Linked DNA regions of Mus musculus: all the other regions are linked to region 1. Evidence: chromatin loops called from intact Hi-C (ENCODE). Cell type or tissue: heart. All regions are shown on one strand.

Region 1 (5,000 bases):
CCTGCCTAAGTCTTAATCACATTAAAAGCTAAATAGTTGGGATGACAGACATGTGATTCCATACTCAATTTAAGGGTGTTGAAATCTTATTTGAGAGTAAAGGCCTTCACATTATGAAAAAAATGATTTGGGATGAAAAACTATATGGAAATAAAGCACAGTCGGAGGAAATGTCAAGTCCTACACACACTGGTGATTCTACGTAAGCAACACGTAAAGGAATAAACCCTGGGAGCCCTGCTGAAGACATGGAGTCAAAAAGAGAAAGAGAATTTGTAGAAAACTGAAACACATCCATGGGAGAAAACACAGACCACACACTAATGGCAACAATTAAGGCCGATTCCTTTAACTGATGGGCTACCAAGCATGGGCTCATGCTTCAGTCTCTAGGTGCCAAAGCTCAGGTGTCATTTTAAAAGGCAAAACCCACAAAGATAAAAATTTACATCAAAGTTAGATAAGGGTCAGCATAACCTCAAAATTTTATTATATTATATATTAATACTTATCATTATCATCTCAGACATAACATGCCAATTATTTTTTGACTTACATCTTCAGTTATTTGAGTTTAAATTTGTATATACATTAATTAGTTTGGTGAATATGCAGACCACAGTCATGGTTGTGGAAATCTCAAATATGTAGCCAGGGTAGACATGACCCACTGGGAGGATAGATAGCTGAGAACTGTCTAAGCAAACACAGAATGAGGTCAGGTCCAGAGGGCATTACCCTGGGCATTTCATTAAGACACAAGTGACTATCATTCAAAAGAAGTCCAACCTCCTTCAACAAGAAGTACAAACTGTCTATACTATCATAGCCATTTTTACTTAGATTTCTAAAGGCAAAAACAAAACAAAATAAACAAACAAACGAAACAAACAAACAAACAAAACCCAAAAAGCCAAAAAGTGGATTAGAGATACTGGCAGCCAGCCTCTTACCTGTATTTTTGACTTAGCCATTAGACTTGTCTTAGTTAGGGTTTCTATTGCTTTAATGAAACACTATGACCAAAGCAAGTTAAGGAGGAAAGGATTAATTTGGCTTATACTTCCACATCATAGTCTCTCCCTGAAGGAAGTCAGGACAGGAACTCAAACAGAACCTTCTGCTGGAGGCAGGAGCTGATGTAGAGGCCATGGAACAGTGCTGCTTACTGGCTTGCTCCTCATGACTTGTTCAGCCTGCTTTCTCATAGAACCTCAGACTATCAACCCAAGGGTAGCTGGGCCCTCCCCAACAGTCATTAATTAAGAAAATGTCCTACAGCCTTGCCTACAGGTTCATTCCATGGAGGCATTTTCTCAACTGAGGCTCCCTCCTCTCAGATGACTTCAGCTTGTGTCAAGTTGACATAAAACTAGCCAGCACAAGACAGTAATCTATACTGTGGACAAAGCCAAGGAATGTAAACTGATGGTCTAGGCCCTTCATTGTAGTACAGCTGATGCTGAGTGAAAGATTAAGCCCAAGGTGGGGTATGACCACTGTGCTGGCAACTGCACAGTGTTAGTCAGGGGAATGCAAGGTAGACAGCAGGCTATGCATAAACATTCCAAACGGTATCTCTCTGACACAGTCCCTCTGCTTCCCCATCCCCCATATTTGGATCTCTTTGGAGGGCCCAAGCTAGGAGTCTAGAAAACACTCAAAAGTCCTCCTCCTTTTTCAAATCCCAGGTGCTATTGTTTAAGCAAGTCCTCATTTAGTCACTGGATCTCTCCTTGGTGCGATAGCTCCAGCTTTGAGCCTCTCACTTTCACTTCTGCGGCACGCTTTACAGCTATTTAGCACCTAGCCTTGCTACACTCAAAATTCTACTGCAAAGACTCGGCAAACCTAGAAATGTGGGGTAGAAGGCTGCGCTGCCAAATCAAACTTCTCAAAACAAACCTAGTGGTCTCTATACTCTGCTGGACATCTCTGAATGGCTCCTCATTTAGGATGTTCGTGTTTCTACTTTACTCGACTTTCCTCTTACTCCAAGATCAGTATAAACGTGTAATTATAAACGTATAAAACCCAGAGGAATTCAATAACTCTTTCAGCTGCAGTCACCATCCATCCACCCACATGATTAGTTTCTGTCCACCTAAGGAAATTCTCTCACCCATATTCAGAGGTGAGAGAATTTGTCCTCTTTTCTAGTACATAAGTGTCAGGTACATCATATGCTGTTCCGTCAGGTCAACTTAACAACTCTTCATGAAGAGTTGGCGAAGTGAGGGAGGGAGGACTGAGCTGGGTTCAGGTCAAGCCTTCCACCACGACTTCTGCACCACCACTTCCTACTGGTTTTAAATCAGATGTTAATGAGAACCCGGTCGCTCACTCCCACTCCCGACCGGATCTATACCCCATCGGCAGAACAGAAAGGCAGCACGGGAGCCCGGCCACCACGTGAGCAACCGTTCACGTGAGCACGGAGAGGCGTGGCCCGAGCAAGTCACGTGAACACACGTGATCACGTGAGTGCTGCCGCTGCCGCTGCCGCCCTGCCTTTGCTTCCTGCTCCGTTCCAGGCTGCAAGCTGATGGAGGACGAGGATGGGGAAGATCGGGCGCTGCTTGGGGGCCGCCGCGAGGCGGACAGCGCAGTCCATGGCGCCCCTCGCGCTCTGTCCGCGCTCTGCGACCCCAGCCGCCTGGCGCACCGGCTCGTGGTGCTGTCGCTCATGTGCTTCCTTGGCTTCGGTGAGCGGGGCTCGGCTGGGGCAGATGATAGAGGGATTCCAGGGTTCGCGCTGCTGCCTGGGCTCGGGAGCCCGCTTTTTCCAAGTGTCTGGAGCGAGGTGACGTTTGTTCCTCCAAGCCCCGGTGTTCAGCAGCTCCTCCCTGGGGACGCAGATGAGAAGGAAACTCAGATCTTTCTCCCGGAGAGCTGTGCTCCCGAGAGTTTCAGAACGTTGCTGGGGGAATTTCAGAGCGTGACTAAGTCCCTCTTCCTCCCTCCCCAGGCGACCCCTCCCATTCCCCAGTGCTTTCCTTTGTATTCTTTTAGAGCTCGGATCCGCTTTGGATAGTGTTCACTGCTAAGTACACCTTAGTAGGAGTCTTTTCTTACCTTTCCTCTGTGAGACAGCCTTGCAGGACCACACTTGTTAAGTTGGTTTCACTTATGAAATCTGATCTGGCGCAAAACACTTTCATTAGCTACTTTTAAAGACACCCTTCCCTCCCGTGTTACAGTTTTTAGTTTACATTGAAACTGTTCGGATTCGTAACAACTGGCTTGGCTTGAAAGAGTGTTTCAGGGGGATCAGATTCAGAAATACATGCACCTGGTTTATAAAAGATACTTTGGGCTTCGGTTTCTTTATTTTTGAGAAGATGGTACTCATTTGCTTTAAAACGTATTGAGCTGATAGTGGTGGCGCCCTTTAATCTCAGTACTGGAAGACAGGGACATGTCTGTGCGCTAGAGAGGCCAGCCAGGGCTACAAAGTGAGATCTTGTCTCAACCAACCAACCAACCAACCATGGTATTGAATTTCTTATAAGCAGTTAAATCCTGAAGGAGAAGTTTCTAGGTTTAGAATCAATAACCAGTAAGCATAGACAAAACACTTGAAGAAATTGTCCCTACTCAAGTTGACAGTTTATTTTTGGTAGGTAGATTGGGCTGAAAGTTTGGGTTTGAGAAACTAGAGCCGCCCTGTCGCTAGCTGCCTTCTCCACCTTTGGACCGCTAGCTTTGTGTATTTACAGAGTCAGCGGGGAAACAGGCAGTGTTACCTTGGGGCTTCTTCAAGCCTGTCAGCTTTCCCCGCTCCCAGGAGACATTGCCAGTTTTCATTTGATCCCTTAGACTGGCGCTTGTGTTGTTCTTGTTTCTAGCCCAGTTTTCACTCAGTTATTTGCTCCTGGGTATTTTTGTTTGTTTTTGTTTGTTTGTTTGCAGGATCAGGATCTATATCAAATACTGGTTTGGTTTGAATCTCTGAGTTACCTCTGCTTTCAAGAAAAGTGAGGACCCAGCTAACGTGCACCTGTAGAGGATGCTTGTAGACTTTTTTTAAGTAAGGGAAATGCAGCGATTTCATGAAGATGTTAATACAGTGATAAGCATGGGAAGAAAGACGGAAACGAAATGATTAAAAGCAGTTGATGTTGACCTCTTTATCAGGTTTCTGGTATATGCTGTGTATGCACACCACTACCTTGTGGAAGTTCTTTGGAATGGTAGATCAGGAAGTGGTGTAAAACAAACACACAAGCAAGAAAAAAAAATCTGTTGTCATAGTGTCAGCCATAGTAAACCTTAAACACCTCCGGGGAGTTACTAGTTAGGAGTTGTAACTTGAAACTCTTATATAGATATTATCATTCCGAGTGAAATATGTGTTCTTCCTTTTTCTAGGCAGCTATTTCTGCTATGACAACCCCGCTGCCCTTCAGACTCAGGTGAAACGGGTGAGTTGATTTTCTCCGTTCTTGTACTGCTTTGCTTTGGAGCACTCACTTACAGATGCTCAGATAGAATGAGCTCTCAGGTGCCCCATCTGAGATGTCCACTTTCTCTTCTAGTGTCTGTTATCACCACACCCACAGGCTGCAGAGATCAAATTTGTTTCTCTAAAGAACTCCTGAATAACATATACATGCCTCGAGATGGTTTTCTTCTTTAGGTAGATAATTATGGACTCTGCCCACAGTGTTACGGGAAATGCTAGTGTTGGTTGGAGCTTTGCACTCCTCTGAACCATTGAGTGAGTGGTGGGACAGCTTTGGCCTTCTTAGATAAACTTTGCTGTTATTTACTTTTATAAATGTGCATACTGGTTGCTGAGTATTGGCCCTATCTGCATTCTTAGTCTGGTTTTGAGTTGTAAAACTGTATTTGATATTTGTTGTTTTTTGGGCATTTAGACCATCATTATGTGCATTTTAAAAAGCCATTAGGCAGAGGAAAAATGCATGGGCTGTCCTTTGCATTCTAGGAGGGGTTAAAGAGGATAACATCTGTAAGACTAGGCAAGGACGATTCTT
Region 2 (5,000 bases), 210 kb before region 1:
ATTCAATCCCCAGTGTCACAAAAAGAAAAGAACTGATTGAGATTACATATATATATATGTAATACATATATACCCATGACTACTATGTGTGCTATCTCCATGACGGCAAACACTAAGAGGGTAAAATCTTGGATGAAGACAGTCTTATATGCAGATTGTTTTGTTTATTTTTTTATTCTGACATCAATACAATTTCTTTTCCAAAACTAGACTACAAGGCAATCTAGAAAGCATTTTAGGTTGATATAATTTCAATCTGATTTCTTTTTACTAGGGTGAGTTTTACAAGTAATAGAATACATTGAGCCTGACAAACTTGAACTAAGCTTGTGTGATCCCCGTGAAAATTAGTCCTGCAGAAATAAAAATACTGCCTTGTGACCCTGACATTTTTAAATCTGGACTATGGTGATGTGGCTGGGGATGAGTGTCCACTGACGAGGGCATCACGCCAGAGGCCAAGGGACGTCGTAACTCTGCCAACACATGATTTGCCAACCATCTAGTTTAGAGTAATGTGCAGAAGCCAGTGTGTAGATGCTCTGGGGCCCATGTCTCTCTCCTGCCATGAAAACCACACTCTTGGTAACTGGATCACAAACTCTTCGCCTGCAGCTGAATTCAGCCCACAGGCTTGTTTTCTGGGGCCTGCTCAGAGATACTTTGTTTTTAATTAGTTGTTAACTTTTAAAAAAATTAAGAGAACTCATGTAAAAATCCATGTTATCAGTGGGCATGGATCTCTAGGGGGGGACATCTGAGCACTGTACAGTAGGGATGCCCCTTCATCTGGAAGCCAGCCTCCTGCAGCAAGCTGTAGGCCCACCCCGCTGGGTCACCACAACTACACAGCATGGAGAGTGGAGTGGTGGTTCTCTGCAGGCTGCGAGGCCTTAACAAGTGGCTTCTCTGCTCTGACTCTCAGTGTGCTCTTCTGCAGTAGGCGTAATAATAGTGTTTACCTCCTTCAATCTTTTTTCTTTTTTAACGCATCTTTTTTTCAAATGCTGTGACCAGCACACAGCAGAAACTCAATAAAGTTGGTTATTACTTTGATTATTAATTCCATTGTCATTTTCTGTAGTTTACTTCATTTATTATTTGACTGGCTCCAATCTGTGATTTTTTTCACTCTGCCCACAACAGACAGTCAGGAGGACAGCTCAATGAATTTTTTTGGTTGGTTGGTTGGTTGGTTGGTTGGTTGGTTGGTTAATTTGTTTTGTTTGGGTTTGGCTTTTGTTGTTGTTGTTAGAAAAAGAAGCCAGTATCCAGTGACTGTCCCACCGGGAGATCCATCCCATATACAGTCACCAAACCCAGACACTATTGTGGATGCCAACAAGTGCTTGCTGACAAGAGCCTGATATAGCTGTCTCCTGAGACGCTCTGCCAGTGCCTGACAAATACGAAAGTGGATGCTCACAGCTATCCACTGGACTGAGTACAGGGTCCCCAATGGAGGAGCTAGAGCAAGTACCCAAGGAGCTGAAGGGGTTTGCAGTCCCATAAGAGGAACAACAACATGAACTAACCAGTACCCCCAGAGCTCCCAGGGACTAAACCACCAACCAAAGGGTACACATGGAGGGACCCATAGATTTAGCCACATATGTAGCAGAGGATGGCCTTGTGGAACATCAATGAGGCTCTTGGTCTTGTGAAGGCTTGATGCCCAGTGTAGGAGAATGCCAGGACAGGAAAGCGGGAGGGAGTGGGTTAGTGAGCAGGGGGAGGAGGGGGAGGATAGGGGGGACTTGGGGGGGGGGGAATAAGGAAAGGGGATAAAATTTGCAATGTAAATAAAGAAAACATTTAATTAAAAACAAAACAAAACAAAACAAAAAGACAAGGAAGAAGAAAAAGGGGCCAGAAGAACTCTTACCAGTGTACTGGTTAAAACCTCAGATCCTGCACTCACAGGCAGCCTTCCAGCTCCAACTCTGCCACACCTAGCAATGTTACTGTAGGAAAATGTATTTTTCTACAACAACCTGTGTTCCCCCTGTGAAACATTGACTCTGTGAATCAATGCACCTTGCTTATAGGAGGTTCTAGCTTTTCTTAAGTAACCTAGACTCCTAAAGACAAATGCCATGGGTTCTTTCACATGTGAATGCCAGATTTTAACATGTATACACACATGTGTGGGTGCATGTTCTAATTAGAAGGGAAGGGGAAATGAAAGGGAAAAAGAAAAGGAAAGGAAGGAGACATGCATACACACGCACACACGCACAGTAGATATCATACAGCTCTGAGCTTTGCATGGCCTTCCAGTGACTGGCAGAAAATAATCTCATTATTGTGACTAGTAAAGGCATCAAAACACATTGTAAAGGAATGAGGACATCCAAGTCTTCAGTATTTTCCAACAGATTCCCTTGGTCATCTTGCCAATGGGGCCCCTAGTTTGGATTCTCTCCAACCGCAGCAAGGATTTAAAAATAACTCTCCAAGTAGCCCTTTAGATAACCTGAATTAAAACAACTCCTGAGAACAGATGACCTCAGTATTTTTCTGAAGAAATTTTTCTACTTTTCCATCGTTTTACATTCCATAGTTCTATTTCCTTTTTTAATTTAAAGTGTTCCTTCTTAACTATGTTAGTGCAAAACACAGAGCTCACCTCCAGGGGGATAAGAAGTACCTTCCAGACCTCACCTCCAGGGGGATAAGAAGTACCTTCCAGAGCTCACCTCCAGGGGGATAAGAAGTACCTTCCATGAATAACTGCAACAACAGAGATTCAGGCTGCCATGGATCAGGTGTCCCGCTATGAAAGCTACTGAAGGAGGCTTTATTAAATATAGAAAAGGCCACAAATCAGGCATGTACCTAATACCATAAGTAAACACGTTGTAGCCAAGCGGAGAAGTTTGCTATGGCTTTCAGATGCTATCAGATTGCTTTCTTGGCTATTGGCTTGATGGAAGCTGGTCATTAAAGACATTTCAATGTATTGATAGTCAAAAGGAAGCAGAGTTGGGCAATAAATAAATTATAATCAATGGTTATTAAATAATGGTTATTAAGGGGATTAAAAAGAACCCAAGATAACTTGGCTCTCTGCAACAGTCTTGTCACCAAGTTTAATCAACCATTTGAGCTTGTAGAATCCTGAACATGGATAGCTTTGGTCCTTTGTTTCTGGAAGCTTCAGTTTACATCTAGAGGCACAAATTATTGACAAACTTATTGAGCCAAATCAATAGGAAAACACTTCACTTCATGAATTGCCTTGAGAAAAAAATTTTCAGAATCTCAATGAGAATAAAAACCTAAGAATAATAATAGAATGTTGATTTTTAAAACATACAAGCATAGCCTTATTTTTGAAAGCCAAATTGAGGACTAATCTAAAACTCTTTTGATGATAGATTGGTAGCTTTATATGCAGTAAGAAAGACTAAAGTGCCACTACATAGTCCATCAGGGGTGGGTTCAAGAAAGAAACAAATCTCAGAATATTACTTACTCTGAGAGGTGTGGCTAGAAAGTAGCATGAGGAAATCCTCTGGGTCATTAGAAATGCTTGCATCGCTGTAACTTGGTGGTGTTCACATATACCAACTACTCCATGGTCTGTGTCTCCCTCCAGGGTTGTCACATGACAAATTGTATCTCATCCTCAGAACATACCTGTCCTAATTTCATTCTGTTCCTGTGATAAAGACCATGGCCAACAGCAATTTGTGGAATGGAGTTTGTTTCAGTTTATGCTGCCAGGTAACAGGTGGTACCTGAGGAAGTCACGGAATAAACTCAAGGCAGGAACCTGGAAGCAGGAACTGAAGCAAAGGTCATGGAGGAGTGCTGGTTGCTGCTTTTACTCACTTTCTGGCTTGCTTTTTCACTTGCTTTTTTCTTATATGGTTCAGGTTCAGATGCCTATGGTTGGTGCTGGCCACAGTGGGCTAGGCTATCTCACATCTATCATCAACCAAAGCAATTCCTCCAAGACCTGGTCACAGGATAATCTAAATGAACCAATACTTCAACTCATGTTCCCTTTTCCCAAATGACTCTGGCTTGTTTCAAGTTGACAGTAAAACTCACCAGGACAATATTGATGTATTGCAGATATATAGTCTATAATGAGACGAGGGTACAAAGTCATTGGGGGCACTGAAATCCACAGTAATGAAGATGTTTATAACAGATTAAGCCTCAGGAGTCTGGAGAACTATAATAAAGTATAATTCCAGCATTCAAAAGCCTACTGATGACTGACTTCTTGGGCACTTGAGAGAGTAGAAATTTACTGAAAGTTATAAGGTGCTGTAACTGAGGTTTTATAGAATCTTTGACATATGGGCTAATGTACATCCAATAGGCCAGAGAGTTTTGTATCCTAAATGATTAAAATACTGTCTGAGATGTAATCAATCCTTCTTAAGTATCTGGTGAGCTAATGGGTATGAATTCCACTGGCCTTTTGAACTATTATTAATTATTAGTAGAGTTGCAGAATTGGCTTGAATTTCATGCTTTGCCTCTGGAAGTCTTTCCTTGACTTTGTCAGTGTTCTTCTAAAAGAAACATAAGCAACAGTGTGGCTAGAGACCACATGTGTGAATATGTAACCTACCACACAAATGTACTAGTAGTTTTCCTTTTAAATGTCACAGGGAGGCAAAGTAGGAAGGTGGAGATAATGTAAGCCTTGCATCAGGACAGACTTCAGTTTAAAGTGAACCATCATTTCTCTGGGCATCAGTGCTTTCATATATAATAAAGGATAAACATCTTAGCCCAGGTGAGGTGGGAAGGTTTAACTGAGAACACGTATTTGAAAGCTCTTAGGGCAGTGTTTGGAACATAAGAAATACGTGAGAACTATTATCCTAATAAATAAAACTTATGATTTTACTCTCTGAAGGTGAATTTCAATTGATGTGATTTCAGGTAACTTTGCACTGGCCTGGAAAGTTCAAGAAGATATCTGTTTCCTCCCTCTAACATTGTGCTCAAACTCACTTTCTCCGTAACAACTATGT
Region 3 (5,000 bases), 130 kb before region 1:
CAAGGTTAGAAATGACGGGCATCTTTATACCTTTCATTCTCGCAGAGTTTATGGGAGATGTGTAATAATTAATAACTTGTAATAACAGAAAGAAATCAAGATTAACCAGGGAGATTTGGGGCGGGGGGGGGGGTTCGGGGGGCAGTGTCCTTACCTTCTTATACATGCAAACATTTAAAAATGTCTTCTCATAAGTATCTTAATTTCAATCAATTAATGAAGTTTCTGTCACCATAAGGACTTGAGCTTTGAGGTAGGCGGGGATGGTGCTCCCGAGTGCGGGTGATGCAGGGAAAAGCAGAGAGTGCCGCGGGACTGACTGTCCTCTGTGTAACCTGTGTGGCCTTGAGCTCACGCCTTAACTCCAGTCTGCATATGTGCACGACAGTTTAATCTGAGATAACATGTATATTAGTCATTACATGTGCAAGCAGGTGATTAATGGGACTGCTAATATTAATCATACAGGACATGTTCATGTTCTTTTGCTACCATAAGAAATTACCAAGAACTTAGTACCTTAAAGAAACACAAAAGTGTTTCTTTTATAGTTCTGTAGGTCAGAGACTGATGGTTCGCTACAGTCTAACCAAGCAGGGCTGTATTTGTGTGAGTGTGGTGTGTCTACTGCTTTCAGTGTGAGTGCAAGTGTGTTCCTGACTGTCTGAGGACAGCCTCATCTGTCGCCTAGCACTTTCCACCACGGTTGAGATAGGGTCTCCTTTGTTCTCTCTCACCTCTGTGTGCCAGGTTTGCTTCCCTGCTCCCTTCCAGCCAGTCTTCTGTCCCTGCCACTTATCTGGCCATAGAAGTACTGAGATTACAGACATGTGCCACTGTAGCCAATGTTATGAGGGTTCTGGGAATTCGGACTCAACTCCTGAGATTTGTGATGCAAATGCTTTACCAACTGAGCCATCTCCCCAGCTCAGGGCTATATTCTTTTCTGGAAGTTCTAAGAGAAAGATCTCCCCATCGCTTAACTCATGCTTGGGGGAGATAACTGGGCTCCTACAGCTATGATTGGGGTTATGGCCATTTCCCTTTGACCCCAGGGCCATTCGTTCCTAGCTTCCAGATGCTGCCCACCCACCTTTTTTGTTTTTTTTTAGCGTTTGCCCCCATATCATATTTATATTTCATGTATTCCATCTATGTGTGGGTATATGCATGTTGTGTGCAGGTCCCTAGGGAGATCAATGGCGTCTGACCTCCTGGAGCTGCAGTTATCGGTGGTTGTGAGCCACCTGATATAGGTGCTGGGAACTGAACCCTGGGCCTCTGGAAGAGCAGAACGTTCTCTTAAGCTGAGCCATCTCTCCAGTCTTCCCTCCCCTCCTCACGGTGTTTAATGAGGGCAGCAATGAGTTAGGTCTTTTCCTTCTTCCCTGCTTTTCTTCCCTCATTGCCATGGCTTTCTTCCATCTTTAAAGGCTCTGTATTACATTGAGCCTACTGTGACAGTTCACAGAATGGTCCCTATCTTAAGTGTTAGGAGAAGTGGACTTATCATCCTGCTGGTTACTCTGTGAGATTGCATCAAAGCTCGAAGGTGTATCAGACAGACAACAACCAAGGAGATTGCTTCAAAACAGAAACATCTTGATGTGATACTTCTGCTGTTGGTCTTAACAGAGTGGCTAATCCTCTTGAGTTTGCAGAAGGCTCTTAGTATGCATGCTGACTGTATTATTTATAGGATTTCTAAAATGCCAGGTTCTTCCTTCCACAACGGCAGTCTCCACATCCACAAATGGATAGTCTGGTGATTATGGTAGGAAGTGACAGGGGTAAATCCTGGACCCTTGTTTTCTGTCTTCATATGGAGAGAAAACCCAGTTCAGCTGCTGGCCCTGGTCTCCTGACCGTGGTGACCAAGGTTGCTTTTTTCCAATAAAGGTGTAAGTACAACTAGATACAGATCCTCTTTATTCCTTACTCGCCAGTGTATATGGTTTTATTCAGTAACACCTCAAAATACAGTGGTTTCTCATGCTTAATCAATCCTGTACTACTTTTCTCTTCCTCTTTTAAAGAATGATCTGGAGAAATTTTCCAAAGGTATTGGCAGGTTTACACGGGAAGACCCCACATTTAAAGTCCACTTTGACCCTGAGAGCAAGGAGACCATTGTGTCAGGGATGGGAGAGCTGCACCTGGAAATCTATGCTCAGGTATGGATCATAAGAGAGCTCCGTGCAGTTACATTTGTTACTGTATGCTTTGTTAAAAGCCAGTGGTGGGACCTGGCAAGGTGGCTTACATCTGCAAACCCACTCTGGGAGGTGAGGCAGGAGGATTAATAGATCCTATGTCACCTCAGCTACATAGCTAAGTAAAAGAAAAGACAGAAAGTCATAGTTCTCCACAACTGTAAACTGATAGAGCCTCTGCGGGCTCTACTGTGGTTTAGATACAAGCAAGGCATCCTGCACTGCCTCCCTGCTGTGCTGTAACGTAGTTTATCTAAGTCTTTGTTAAACATTGTAGACTCTAGGAACCAAAGCCTGGGGTTTGTAGCAAGATCTTCAACCATTCGCGGTCCATAGTTGGATCGAGTAAAGCAAGCCTTAAGGAGATGGCATGTTTTTATTCCTATCCCCCCAGGACATTTCTTCCATGAGGACTGGAGAGAGGGCTCAGTGGCTAAATTCACCTTGTGCTCTCGCAGGGGACTTAAACTCAGTTGCTAGCACTCAGGTTGCACGGCTCACAACTCCAGTGTCAGGGGATCAGTGCCCTCTTCTTGCCCACATGTACATGACGACATAGTACACGCATGCACGGACACAAATGAGCACTTGAAAAGTAAGGGCTGGGCAAGGTAGCCGTTAGTCCTGGACCTCAGGAGGGAGAGGCTGGATGGGTTTTCTGAGTTCAAGGCCAGACTGGAGTCCAATAATGAGTTCCAAACAGAGTTACACCGAGAAGCCCCATCTCAGAGAATAATGTATTAATTAAATTTAAAACATGGAGGCCAGCTCAGTACAGATTAAAGAGTCTCCCAAGATCAAATGCAACTATGTGGTCAACTGTAAACAAGCGATACGAGATTGTCATCGTGTGTTAAAAGCCCCGACAACAGGTTTTATGTTATTTCACTGAGCTTGTGTACAAATAGGAAACTTTGTAAATTTTAGCAGATAGAGCAGTTGGTACTAAGTATAAATTAATGAGTCAAAATTAGAATTCACTTCTATAAGATATGTAAAGGTTGTTTGTGTTATTAGAATATCACATCTGATTCTTAACAGTTATTAAAATAATTTAAACTTTGCTGTTCAGTTATTTACTATATTTTATTGAATGTGAATGTGAATTTTACTATGGTATTTTTTTCTTTCATTTTAGAGAATGGAGAGAGAATATGGCTGCCCTTGTATCACAGGAAAACCCAAAGTAGCCTTTAGAGAGACCATTGTTGCCCCAGTGCCGTAAGTATACAATGCAATTAGACTCCGTGAGGCTGAAGTGAAGTTTTATTAGGGGATAGACATAGTACCATTACTGTTGGAAAGACATTTTTAGGTAGTACTATTCTTTATTATGGAATCTATGCAGCTCGGTACTGTAGCCAAGACATAAAGAGTGACACTGGTATTCCTTTGGCCCGTTAGGCTAGATGCCAGTGAGGCCAGTCACACACGTGGTTAGCGAGCATGCTGACGGTTGTCTACGGGTTAGCGTCTTGTTCACTCCGCCTGCCCTTCCTTTGGGAGGCGGCTGTTGTGTTTTACTTTTGTGCCGTACTGTGGATGCCACAGGACTTGCATTTGCCAGGGAATAATCTCCTGCAAGTAAAGAAAGCTAATGTCATTGTGAGACTAGAAAATATAATTGGGTTTCTATTGTCTTGATGCTACTATTTAAAATGTCTTCAGCAGAAATAGCATCAGGCAAATCCAGTCGCTACAAGGATGATACACTTCGACTTGGTGCCTGTCTTAACTGTCAGTAACTTTTACTTAGTTTCAAAAGGAGTAAAGGGACTGTGTGGCTACAAAGCAATTCTTGATTTTCAGAGTGGCATCAAATAAAGAAAAGTTGTATATGTTACCTGCGATGCAATGTCGTGGAGTAGAATGGTGTAATCTAACTCAATGAAGTCATCGTTTCTTTGCTACAACAACAACAACAACAACAAAATGCTTAGACAACATCATGGCAAAAATGACATCTTAATTTCTTTTTTGCATTAATGTTGATTTATTCACTTCAGGTTAGCCTGGCAGAAAACTAGTTTCTTAAAATAATAACAATTCTTCTTTCAAATATTCTTTCAAGCCATTTTTTAAAAATCATTACTTGGCATTTGTTACTCTAAAAAATCGCTTCTCTGATTTTTCACCTTCCAATTTGTGGCAGCTATTTAAAAGCATTACTGTATGTAGCTTTTTATTTATGAACCCTAGTGTCAGTAATGGCAATGGGAACTCATATTAAAAGAAACCAATTATATAACATTCTTTAGAAAACTGACAATAATAAAATGTAATGACTAAGCTATCTGATTTTACAGTTAAAGCTTTGTTCCGTACTGATTGTTACTCAGGAATAAAAAGCAATTATGCAGTGAGCTACATAGAACCACTGCATCTATGTAGCTGTAGACATCATGAGAAGTGTGCTGTGCCCCATGAGGTTGCGGCTTCTGAAGGCTTCTTGCTGTGCTGAGACTCCAGTGGGCAGCACACGCTCCTGGGGCTCCTCCAGCTCGCACTGTTTGTTATACATGCAGCCCACAGCTACCACTCCCTACTGAAGTAAGTTTTCCTTTGAGTGTGGAAGCAAAGAGTTCCCTAACGTCATTGTTGACATGGATGGCATCCTCCATGTTGGATTTTAATAGGTACAGACGTATGACATGCATGAACTAAGCAGTACTTAAGCCTGCTGCCGGGGCTCTCGGGGATACCGCTCAAATACAGAGAAGATGGATAGGTTTATTTTTGTGAGCGTAAAACCGCTGGCTTGTATGTTGGTGGATGTAGCTTGAAGAT

What was found. Peaks named below come from ENCODE experiments on the same cell type or tissue, not always from the same donor. Only the 100,000 strongest peaks of a DNase experiment are listed, where the experiment ranks them.
Region 2: a loop joins it to region 1, with 3 times the contacts of the local background. A loop is called at or near these places in 5 of 42 quality-filtered maps.
Region 3: a loop joins it to region 1, with 2.5 times the contacts of the local background. A loop is called at or near these places in 3 of 42 quality-filtered maps.

The regions. Positions count from the first base shown.
Region 1 is chr3:67,580,273-67,585,272 of GRCm38, forward strand. Mfsd1 (major facilitator superfamily domain containing 1) reads left to right here and starts at 2,496. Exons shown (of 16, transcript NM_025813.3): 1 at 2,496-2,705; 2 at 4,372-4,424. The coding sequence starts at 2,546. In heart, a CTCF peak has its summit at 2,633; a DNase peak (open chromatin) is centred at 2,619; H3K4me3 peaks cover 1,741 bases; H3K27ac peaks cover 1,327 bases.
Region 2 is chr3:67,367,222-67,372,221 of GRCm38, forward strand. No RefSeq gene overlaps it. Among named protein-coding and RNA genes, the nearest start is that of Mlf1, 4.4 kb to the right of the region's middle. In heart, a CTCF peak has its summit at 2,648; a DNase peak (open chromatin) is centred at 460.
Region 3 is chr3:67,454,537-67,459,536 of GRCm38, forward strand. It overlaps Gfm1 (G elongation factor, mitochondrial 1), which reads left to right. Exons shown (of 18, transcript NM_138591.2): 12 at 2,037-2,174; 13 at 3,352-3,434. It overlaps Lxn (latexin), which reads right to left. Exons shown (of 6, transcript NM_016753.4): 5 at 4,058-4,120; 6 at 3,463-3,791. The coding sequence ends at 3,693. Among named protein-coding and RNA genes, the nearest start is that of Lxn, 6.9 kb to the right of the region's middle. In heart, no CTCF peak of the experiment used is centred here; no DNase peak of the experiment used is centred here.